Linked DNA regions of Homo sapiens: region 1 is linked to region 2. The links are chromatin loops, found by intact Hi-C in ENCODE. Cell type or tissue: PC-9. All regions are shown on one strand. Each heading gives the region's core, and the rest is flanking DNA. Links, peaks and the distances in the headings are about the cores only.

Region 1 (4,380 bases), core at 209-4,208, 99 kb before region 2:
GGACCCAGGACTTCACCCCCGGCTCCTGATCACGAGACCAGTGTCGTAAATCCAGCTCTGAGAGAGGAGCGCTGTGGTAAAGAGCCCCCTCCTCACTGCAAATGCCCCTGGTGTGGCCAGAGGTCACGGTAAAGACCAGGCCCAGGATGGGAGAAGCCCGGTGGAGGTGCTGGGGGCTCTGGCAGCCACTCAGCACCCAGGAGAAGAGCAACGCCACTAAGCTGGCCTCACAGTGATACCTAGAAGGGCTCTTAAGGGACGTCCGCACTCTGATCTGCAGTGGCCACTGCGATGGACGCTAAAGATGCTTCAAGATGGACAAGAGACCATTTCATCCCACAACAACCCACACAGCCCTCAGGAAGTGCCATGAGTGACTTTCTGAAAAGCAGCTTGGGATCATCCACAAAATCTCTGCACTGACTTCAACACATTCACATTTTGATCGATAAATGTTAAGACGGTGACAGTGAGCCATCAGTCCTCATCTCCAGAACTGAATCTAGCACATTTCACTTTGTACTGAAAGGCGATCTTGGCTGGGCACAGTGGCTGAGGCCTGTAATCCCAGCACCTTAAGAGGCTAAGGTGGGAGGATCACTTGAACCCAGGAGTCTGAGACCAGCCTGGGCAACAGAGGGAGACCCCATCTCTGCAACAAATAAATTAACCAGGTGGGCACCTGTGGTCCCAGCTCCCTGGGAGGCTGAGGCGGGAGGATCGCTTGGGGCTGGGAGGTCAAGGCCACAGTGAGCTGTGATCATGTCACTGCACTCCCACCTGGACAACAGAGGAAGACCTTGTCTCAAAAAAAGAAAGAGAAAAGAAAAAGAAGAAAGAAAAAAAAAAGGAAGGAGGGGAAGGGGAAGGGGAAGGGGAAGGGGAGAAAAGGAAGGAAAGGGAAAGGGGATGGGAAAGGGAAAGGGGAAGGGGAAGGAAAGGGGAAGGGGAAGGGGAAGGGGAAGGGGAAGGGAAGAAAATAAAAGGAAGGAAGGAAGGAAGGGCAATCTCTGTGATAGGAAGCTTAGGTTCTGAATCACCTGCAAATGCATTAAAATTCTAAATTTTCACTGAAGTGCCATGACTTTTTCTTAAAAAAAAAAAAAAAACTTTTAGTTTGAGATAATTGTAGACCCACATGCAGTTGTAAGACAGAATATACAGATGCCGCACATCCCCTTTCCCTATTTCCCCCAATGAGAACATCTTGGAAAACAGCGGGACAGTATCACAGCCAGGGGACAAAGGTTGGGAACACTCCTGTCCCTACAAGGGTCCCTGTTATTGTCACATTCACTTCCCTCCTACCCTGCCCCCTCTGTAACCATGGGAAGCCACGATCTGCTCCCCAACTACATAATTTTGCCATTTCAGAAATGTTATAGAAATGAAGTCATACAGTAGGCGACCTCCCGAGAGTCCGTGTGATGCTTGGAGGGCCACGCAGGTTACCATGGGCACCCACAGCTCAACCTTCTCACTGCTGGGTGGTGACCCACAGTTCACCCCTTCTCACCGCGGAGTGGCCCACGGTTCACCCTTCTCGCCGCAGAGTGACCCACGGTGTGGCTGCACCACTGTATCTTTCGCCACTCGCCCACTGGAGGATACCTGGCGCTGAACCATTTCCGGGCTCTACAGCAGCTGGATGTTTATTGCCCAGCTGGTCTCCAGAGGGGCCTTGCCTCCCACCAGCCGTGTATGAGGGACCCAGGTTCCCGACACCTTTGCCTGTATTTGGTGGTGGTGCCATTTCTAACGTTGCCGTTCTCCTAGGTGAGCTCACAGGCCCTATGGCTTCTGTCTGCATTTCCCTAGCACCTCGCCGTGGCGTCTCTCCTGTGTGCCTTGGCCATCTGCACATCCATGTCGGGAAATGTCTGCTGTGAGGCTGCTGCCTAACTGGTTCTGTGGCTGGAGGAAGCAGGCTCTTCTTGGGGATGGTTTGTCTGAGCCAGTTGGCTCTGGGTTGCTGGATTCTTCAGCTCTGTGTCTGGGACATCCCAGGCAAAAAGAAAACCCAGGGACCCTGCCATGGCGTCATTCCTGGGGTCTGAGGTCCCTGGCCGGCCGCTTTCTCCAGCCTGCCTTTCAGAGTCTTCTTACACTGGTTTCTTATTTCATGTCCAGGGTTTTGATTGTACTAATGGGGGAGCAGGGAAAAGTATGTCCCCTCCATCTATCCAGAGGCAGAAGGCTGGCCACAACTTAAAAAAGAAAAAAAAAATCACGGCCAGGTCCAAAGCCACAACTTTTTCATCAAGGAAAAAAATCTTGCACCTGTATTTACCATTATCATTTCAGTTACACAACAAGTGTGATTTAAAATTTGCGAGTGCACTTCCTGGGGTGGAAGTCAGATATTACACTAACCAAGTACAGTAACCACCACCCCGTGTTAAGGAAACAGCCGTCGGCTCCAGGGCTCAAGGGCATGGCCATCTTCAAAGGAGACACATGTTGTATGAGTCACTCTCCGGTGGTTTTCAGTCTGCCTGGGTTACTACTGGCAGGAAGGCTTAGGTCACATTAATAACTAGAAGTCCCTTTTGAGATATAAGAATTGGCAGCAACGATCACTCTATAAAATAAACCACTGAGCATGTTATGTTTTCCAAGTGGTAGTACCAGTGTTTTAAAAATATCAGAACTAAAAACAAAATTGTGCATGATTTACACACAGCTTAGCTTCTGCCCAGACCAATTGTCTACTGCTCCCAATGTAAAAAGGGAGGTTTCTGGCACAGGAAGAAATGTCAGGATCACCTGGCCAGATCCCCCAGCTCTTCAGGTGAGGAAACCAGGATCCAGAGGAAGACCCCCCCAAGACCACAGCACCTGCTTCCCAAGAGAGCTGGATCCCTCCTGCTCTCCCTAACAGCAGCATGGGACAGTATGCCGGCGGATTCTACCATGGGTGGAAGCCTGAGCTGTAATACTCAGGGCATTGGGCAGAGCACCCAGACAGGCACTGTCTCTGTGGTGGGCCACTCCTGCCCCAATCTTGAAGGCAAGCCTCACAGAGAATGCTCTTCCCAAACAACTCAGCAGTGTCCCAGAACAAAGCTCAAAAACACCTATCAGGAATAGTAAACACCCAGGAGGAGGATCATGGTGGATGGGACTAGATTGCAGGCAGAACCAGATTGCAGTTCCCACTCAGATGGAGAAAAAGTGTGTGGAGTCTCGTGTCGTGAACTTCTGCATCCAGAACGACTGCAGGAATAAATCGGGAAAGCCGAGAGAACCCCCAGACCCTCTGAAGGTAGCAGATTGCTCCTGCAGGACCTGGGAGACACCCCAAATACTGTGAGTGCCCAAGCTATGGAAGTGGGAAAGGAGGACCGTTCACCCCCAAACACACACCCCCACTGCAGAACCTGAAGGTCTAGATCACGGGAGAAGATTCTGAGCTCACCTGGAGCTGAGTCGAGCGAAATACAGGGGCGGAGGAAGCAGTGGGAAAAGCCCTGTGGGCTCTCTTGGTTCCCTAGGAAGCCATCTCTGCCTTACCTCAGAGGGGTCCTTTGGAAGGGCAGCCAGAGGCACTGGGGAAAGGCCACAGGGAGAAGGAAACCTCCAGCTGAACTTTGTAACAATTCCAACCTAAGGAGAAGCCTCCTGGCCAGAACTTGGGGGAGGGTGTGAATCCAGTGACAGACTCCACAGGTAGAGGAAGAATGAAAGCCCCATTTTCACAGCTGGGAGGCAGGTAGCCTGGGGCACGTTCTCAACCCTGCTGGCCCACTGCCTGGAAGCAGACTCAAGGCTGCTGTGGGGGACACAGTGGGAGTGAGACCAGCCCTTCAATTTGTGTGGGAGCTGGGTGAGGCCTGTGCTGCTGGCTTTTCCCCACTTCCTTGACAACCTGCATGACTCAGCAGAGGCAGCCATAATTCTCGTAGGTACACAACTCCATTAACCTGCGAATCTCACCCCCATGCCCCACAGCAGCCACAGCAAGACCCGCCCAAGAGAGTCTGAGCTCAGACACTGGCCCCGCCCCCACCTGATGGTCCTTCCCCATCCAGCCTGGTAGCTGAAGACAAAAGGCATATACTCTTAGGAGTTCCAGGGCCCCACTCACCGCGGGTTCCTCTCTATGCTCCCACAGCAGATGCTCTCTGGAAAGCTCCACCTCCCAGCAGGAGGCCAACCGGCACAAAAATACAGCATTAGACCACCAAAGCTAAGTGCATTGCACCCCCTGCCACCTCCACCGGAACAGGTGCTGGTGTCCATGTCCAAGAGGCCCACAGACAGCTCTCTGGGCAGACAACCCCCAGTACCAGCCCAGAGCCTGGTAGACTTGCTGGGTGGCTGGACCCAGAAGAGAGATAACAATCACTACAGCCCACCTCTCTGGAAGCCACATCCATA
Region 2 (4,380 bases), core at 284-4,283:
ATTGGACAGGCTGGTCTTGAACTCCTGACCTCATGATCTGCCCACCTCTGCCTCCCAAAGTGCTGGGATTACAGGCATGAGCCACCGCGCCCGGCCCTATTCAGGTCTTTAAAAGGTGCTAGATTTTTAAATCTCTTCAGGATTGGGAGGGCCTGGAAGAAAAAAATGTAGCTATGTTACTAGATACTCCATTCTTTACAGATGTAGATTTTCCCCCACAAAGGACAACTTTGCAGGGCCATTTCAAGATATGGCAGAGAAACATGTTTTGGGATAAAATATTTTGATTTTCTTCTTTGTCTCGTAATGTTATACCAGAGTCAGCTTGGAAAGTAAGTCACAATATATAGGGTTAAATAAAACCCATCCCATGAGAACTTACGGTTTGTAGGGCATGACTCCCCAGACCCCTAAGATAGGAATTTGGGCAAGATAAAAAAATCAGAGCTTAGTCCTCATGAGTTACTGGTCATCAGGGCCTTCCCTACAAAGCCTGGCCTGGGCCCCCTCAGTGTACCCCAAAAGAGCTCCACCATTCTCCTTTGACCCAGGGAAAGGGCTCGGCTAGAAGCGCAGGGCTCTTGGAGACAGTGTCTCTGAGCTTGGAATGCGAGCTCTGCCACTCCAGACGCAGCCTGGGGGCTTCCACCGAGGGGCAAAGCTGTTGTGCCGGGCTGGCTTTTGCTGGGGCTCTTGCGGAGGCCAAGGCTCAGTCCTGCCAGCTCTCGGCTCCAGCCAGTGCTCTGTCTTCCACTTGCCCAGCCAGGGGCCCCGAGGGCTGTCACACTGGCATTTTCTGGGTCCCCTTGGAGGGACCACTCTTCCCACCCTCCTGCCCCTGCTTGGCCCCTCTAGCTGATCACTGATCCTGTCTGTTTTTGGTGACGCAACGCGAAATGAGGCCAGCACTTACAGCCATGAGGGCCTGTTTCCGAGTCCCAGTTCATGTGGCCATGGACTATCTGAGCCTCAGTCCCCTCCTGTGCGAGATAAGGAAAGCACACCTCCCCTCGCTGGCTATTAGGAGGTAACAACACAGGGCAGGAGTGTCAGGCACAGGCACCACCCACCAAGCACTGTAATTTGCCAGGCACCAAATGCAGTGCCCTCGTGAACTCACGGAATCATGGCAGCCTCAGAGGGCAGTGCTGTTGTGGTCACCCTCATTTTAAAGATGGGGACCTTCACAGAGGTGAGTCGCTTCTCCAAGTGACACAGCTTCTTAGTAGCAGAGCCCAGATACCAGCCCTAGCTGTCCCCTGCTTTCTGCTCCCCTGCTATCTGCAGACTCTCCCACTGCCACCTCACACAGTGGCAAAAGCCTGTGTTCTCTTCTCTACTCCCTGCTGACCTTTCCCCATCGCCACCACGTGTCAGCAAAACTGTGGACTTGTGCTTTGAAAGAGACAGAGCCGGGTGTAGCGGCTCATGCCTGTAATACCAACATTTCGGGAGGCCTAGGTGGGAGGATCACTTGAGGCCAGGAGTTTGAGATCAGCCTGGGCAATATAGTGAGAACTTGTTTCTACAAAAAATAAAAAATTAGCCAGGCCTGGTGGCACATGCCTGCAGTCCCAGCTCCTTGGGAAGCTGAGAAGAGGGGATCCCTTGAGCCCAGGAGGTCAGGGCTGCAGTGACCTGTGATTGCACCACTGCGCTCCAGCCTAGGAGACAGAGCAAGACCCTGTCTCTAAAAACTAAAAATAAAAAAATGAAAGAGACAGGGTCCACGGGACAGACGAGTGTTAGGCATGTTGGTCCCATGTCAGTGTGCAGTGAAATTGACAGGAGGCACTGGCTTTGGGCAGGGCTCCCGCACTAAGCCCAACAGACCAAACCCAAACAGGGTTGTTTGCGCTGAGTTTCCACACCACCAAGAGAAAATTGTTTGAGCTTCTAAGAAATCAGGAGAGAAGGAGATCGTAGCCAAATCCCCAAACAGGCCAGTTTCAGCTAGCACAGTAGGGAAGCCCTCTGCTTAAACCTTTAACTGTGAAAAGACCAATCAGCTTTCTGTTCTGGTTTCTGCTTTCCTCGGCCCTTTTCTCTATTTTATCGAACGAGGTGTTGCCCATTCTAGAAGAGCAAACGCAAGCCAATGAAGGCCTCTAAACTAGATCTGCTGTAACTCTGTCTTCTGACACTACCTTGACTGGTTATTCCAGCCAGAACATTCTGCAATCTCTCACGGAGGAGCAACGGAGCTATTGCTTCATGTACCCAAGGACAAATAAACACGCCCGCCCAGCACTGCTGGGATTCCGGCCTGGGGGATCACGTCTAGCCTCCGGCAGGAATGTGACTTGAATCTAGTGGCTGCTTCCTGTTTTGAAGGTTTTCCAGCAAGCAGTCCAGCCTCTTTTCAAAGATCACCCTCTGCTTTCCACTCACCAGCAAAGTACAAGTACACACTCGAGACATGTTTGTGTGCACACTGTTTACAATGCGGAATATTTCATCATACCAACTCCTAACAATAGCCCCAGCATAGTACAAATATCATTGTGAATTCATAGAAAAGTGTTTTCCTGCAAGAGGGAGGGAGACAGATCAGTCTGCAGGCGCACAGCTGGGTGCCACAGAGGTGGAAGAATTACCCCTCCAGCGCCCGCCCCCTGATGGTCCCCTGTGCATATAGTGTCACTGATGTTTGAAGGTAACAGAAGAATTACATTCATTTGAATAAGCCCCCACCCACTTTTGCAGCTTTGCGAGTTATTAATAGAAGAGAAACAAATCACTTGTATTGTTCCTTCCCCCAGTGTTCTTCCCCACCCCACACCCACCACCGGGTGAAAATCTGGCCCCGTTTTCATGCCCATTTTCGATTTGGTCTCACTGAAGTAATTTTTGTGTCCTGGCCGGTGTAACCATCAAAACTCCCAACTTTACTCTGAGTTGAAATGCCTCCTGCTCCAGCCTGGGCTCTGCCCACTTCCTCTCCAGTTGTAGCTCCTGACCCTCTGGGGACAGCCCAAAGGCCAGCGGCAAGGGCCGGGGGTCTTTGCTGCCTACACACTGCTTGGGCTCCCAGGTGACCAAAGCTGACTGTCCCTCTTGGGCCACTTTTTCGGGGTCTGGAGTCTCTCTGCCTTCGGGTGAATACTTCCAGCCTCCTTCAGTTTCACTCTTCCAGGTCCCCACTTCAGGCAGATTCTAGACAAGCCCAGCCCCACTCCCCTTCACATGGGGTCCCCCTGGGTCCCAGAAGCCAGGTCCTTGACCTGCCTGCAAAGGTGCAGCTTCCCGCTCTGCTCAGCAACCTTTCATTTAGAGGGGCAGGCAGTGTGATCCCAGCTCTGCCCTCTCTGTGTGCCAGGACACGAGGACATGTTTGGGTGGTACCAGGCTGGGGAAATGTAGCAGTCAACAAGTGTCCACTTGAGCTGGTGGCCATGAATTTAAAATGAAACCAATCCACATGGCTGTGTCTCCTCTCTTTCCACTCCTGGCAGCTTGGGTGCAGGCCCGGTGCCCAGCTGGGCTTGGCCAACTGGGTGAGAGGGACAAGGCAGCTGAGGGTGCACTCCAGGGAATGAGCAGATGGAGCTGGACTAAGGCGTGAGGAGCTACAGGCAGCGAGGGGCCGTGGAGGGGAAGCAGGCAGGACCGAGACCCCTGAGCTGCCAGTTCCCAGCAGTGAGCACAGCCGGAGAGGAGGAAGGGCTTCATTGCTTCAGCATGACGTCCCTGCGGCTGCTAAGGCTGCGCGTCTTTTCAGTTCATTGGCCATTTCTCTGTTTTCATGAGGTGCCAGTTCTTTTTCGACTTACCAGATTGTACTGCTGGGGCCGGGTATGGTGGCTCACGCCTGTCATCCCAGTGCTTTGGGAGGCTGAGGCAGGTGGATCACTTGGCTCAGGAGTTTGAGACCAGCCTGGGCAAAATGGTGGGACCCTGTCTCTACAAAAAAAAAAAAAGAAAGAAAGAAAGAAAAAAAAATTAGCTGGGCACAGAGGGGTGCACCTGTAGTCCCAACTACTCAGGTAGCTGAGGTGGGATGGCTGCTTGAGCCCAGGAGAACGAGGTTGCAGTGAGCTGAGATCACACCACTGCATTCCAGCCTGGGCGACAGAACCAGACCCTGTCTCAAAAACAAACAAAAAAAAAGATTGTGTTGTTTGTACATTTACTGTGATTTTTAGATCCATTTGCATATTCCGTTACTAATCCTTTGCCTATTATGTGGGTGGTGGATATCTTTTCAGTTCAGTCATGGAGTGAATGTACAAAAATCCATTTTACCTCAATAAAACGGATGCGCCACTCTGTAAAAAAAGAACAGTATAATTCCTGCCTGCATGAGTCCTGGACAGTGTTAAACGGGTCATTCAATGGCAAGTGCTCAGAACATTGTGGGGCCCAGATAAGGCAAAGGAG

The links. Hi-C counts contacts between places; a loop is a spot of excess contacts. Peaks named below come from ENCODE experiments on the same cell type or tissue, not always from the same donor. Only the 100,000 strongest peaks of a DNase experiment are listed, where the experiment ranks them.
Region 1: it touches region 2 in a loop (2.8-fold over the local background); 1 of 110 quality-filtered maps calls a loop at or near these places.

Annotation. Positions count from the first base shown.
Region 1 is chr10:132,094,481-132,098,860 of GRCh38, reverse strand. All of the region lies in intron 1 of JAKMIP3 (Janus kinase and microtubule interacting protein 3), which reads right to left. Among named protein-coding and RNA genes, the nearest start is that of JAKMIP3, 31 kb to the right of the region's middle. In PC-9, for the core only: no CTCF peak of the experiment used is centred there; DNase peaks (open chromatin) are centred at 2,430 and 3,730; H3K4me3 peaks cover 195 bases; H3K27ac peaks cover 2,614 bases.
Region 2 is chr10:131,995,765-132,000,144 of GRCh38, reverse strand. LOC124902525 (a long non-coding RNA gene) reads right to left here and starts at 3,804. Exons shown (of 2, transcript XR_007062339.1): 1 at 3,774-3,804. RefSeq lists an enhancer at 3,129-4,115. In PC-9, for the core only: no CTCF peak of the experiment used is centred there; a DNase peak (open chromatin) is centred at 2,224; H3K4me3 peaks cover 844 bases; H3K27ac peaks cover 1,407 bases.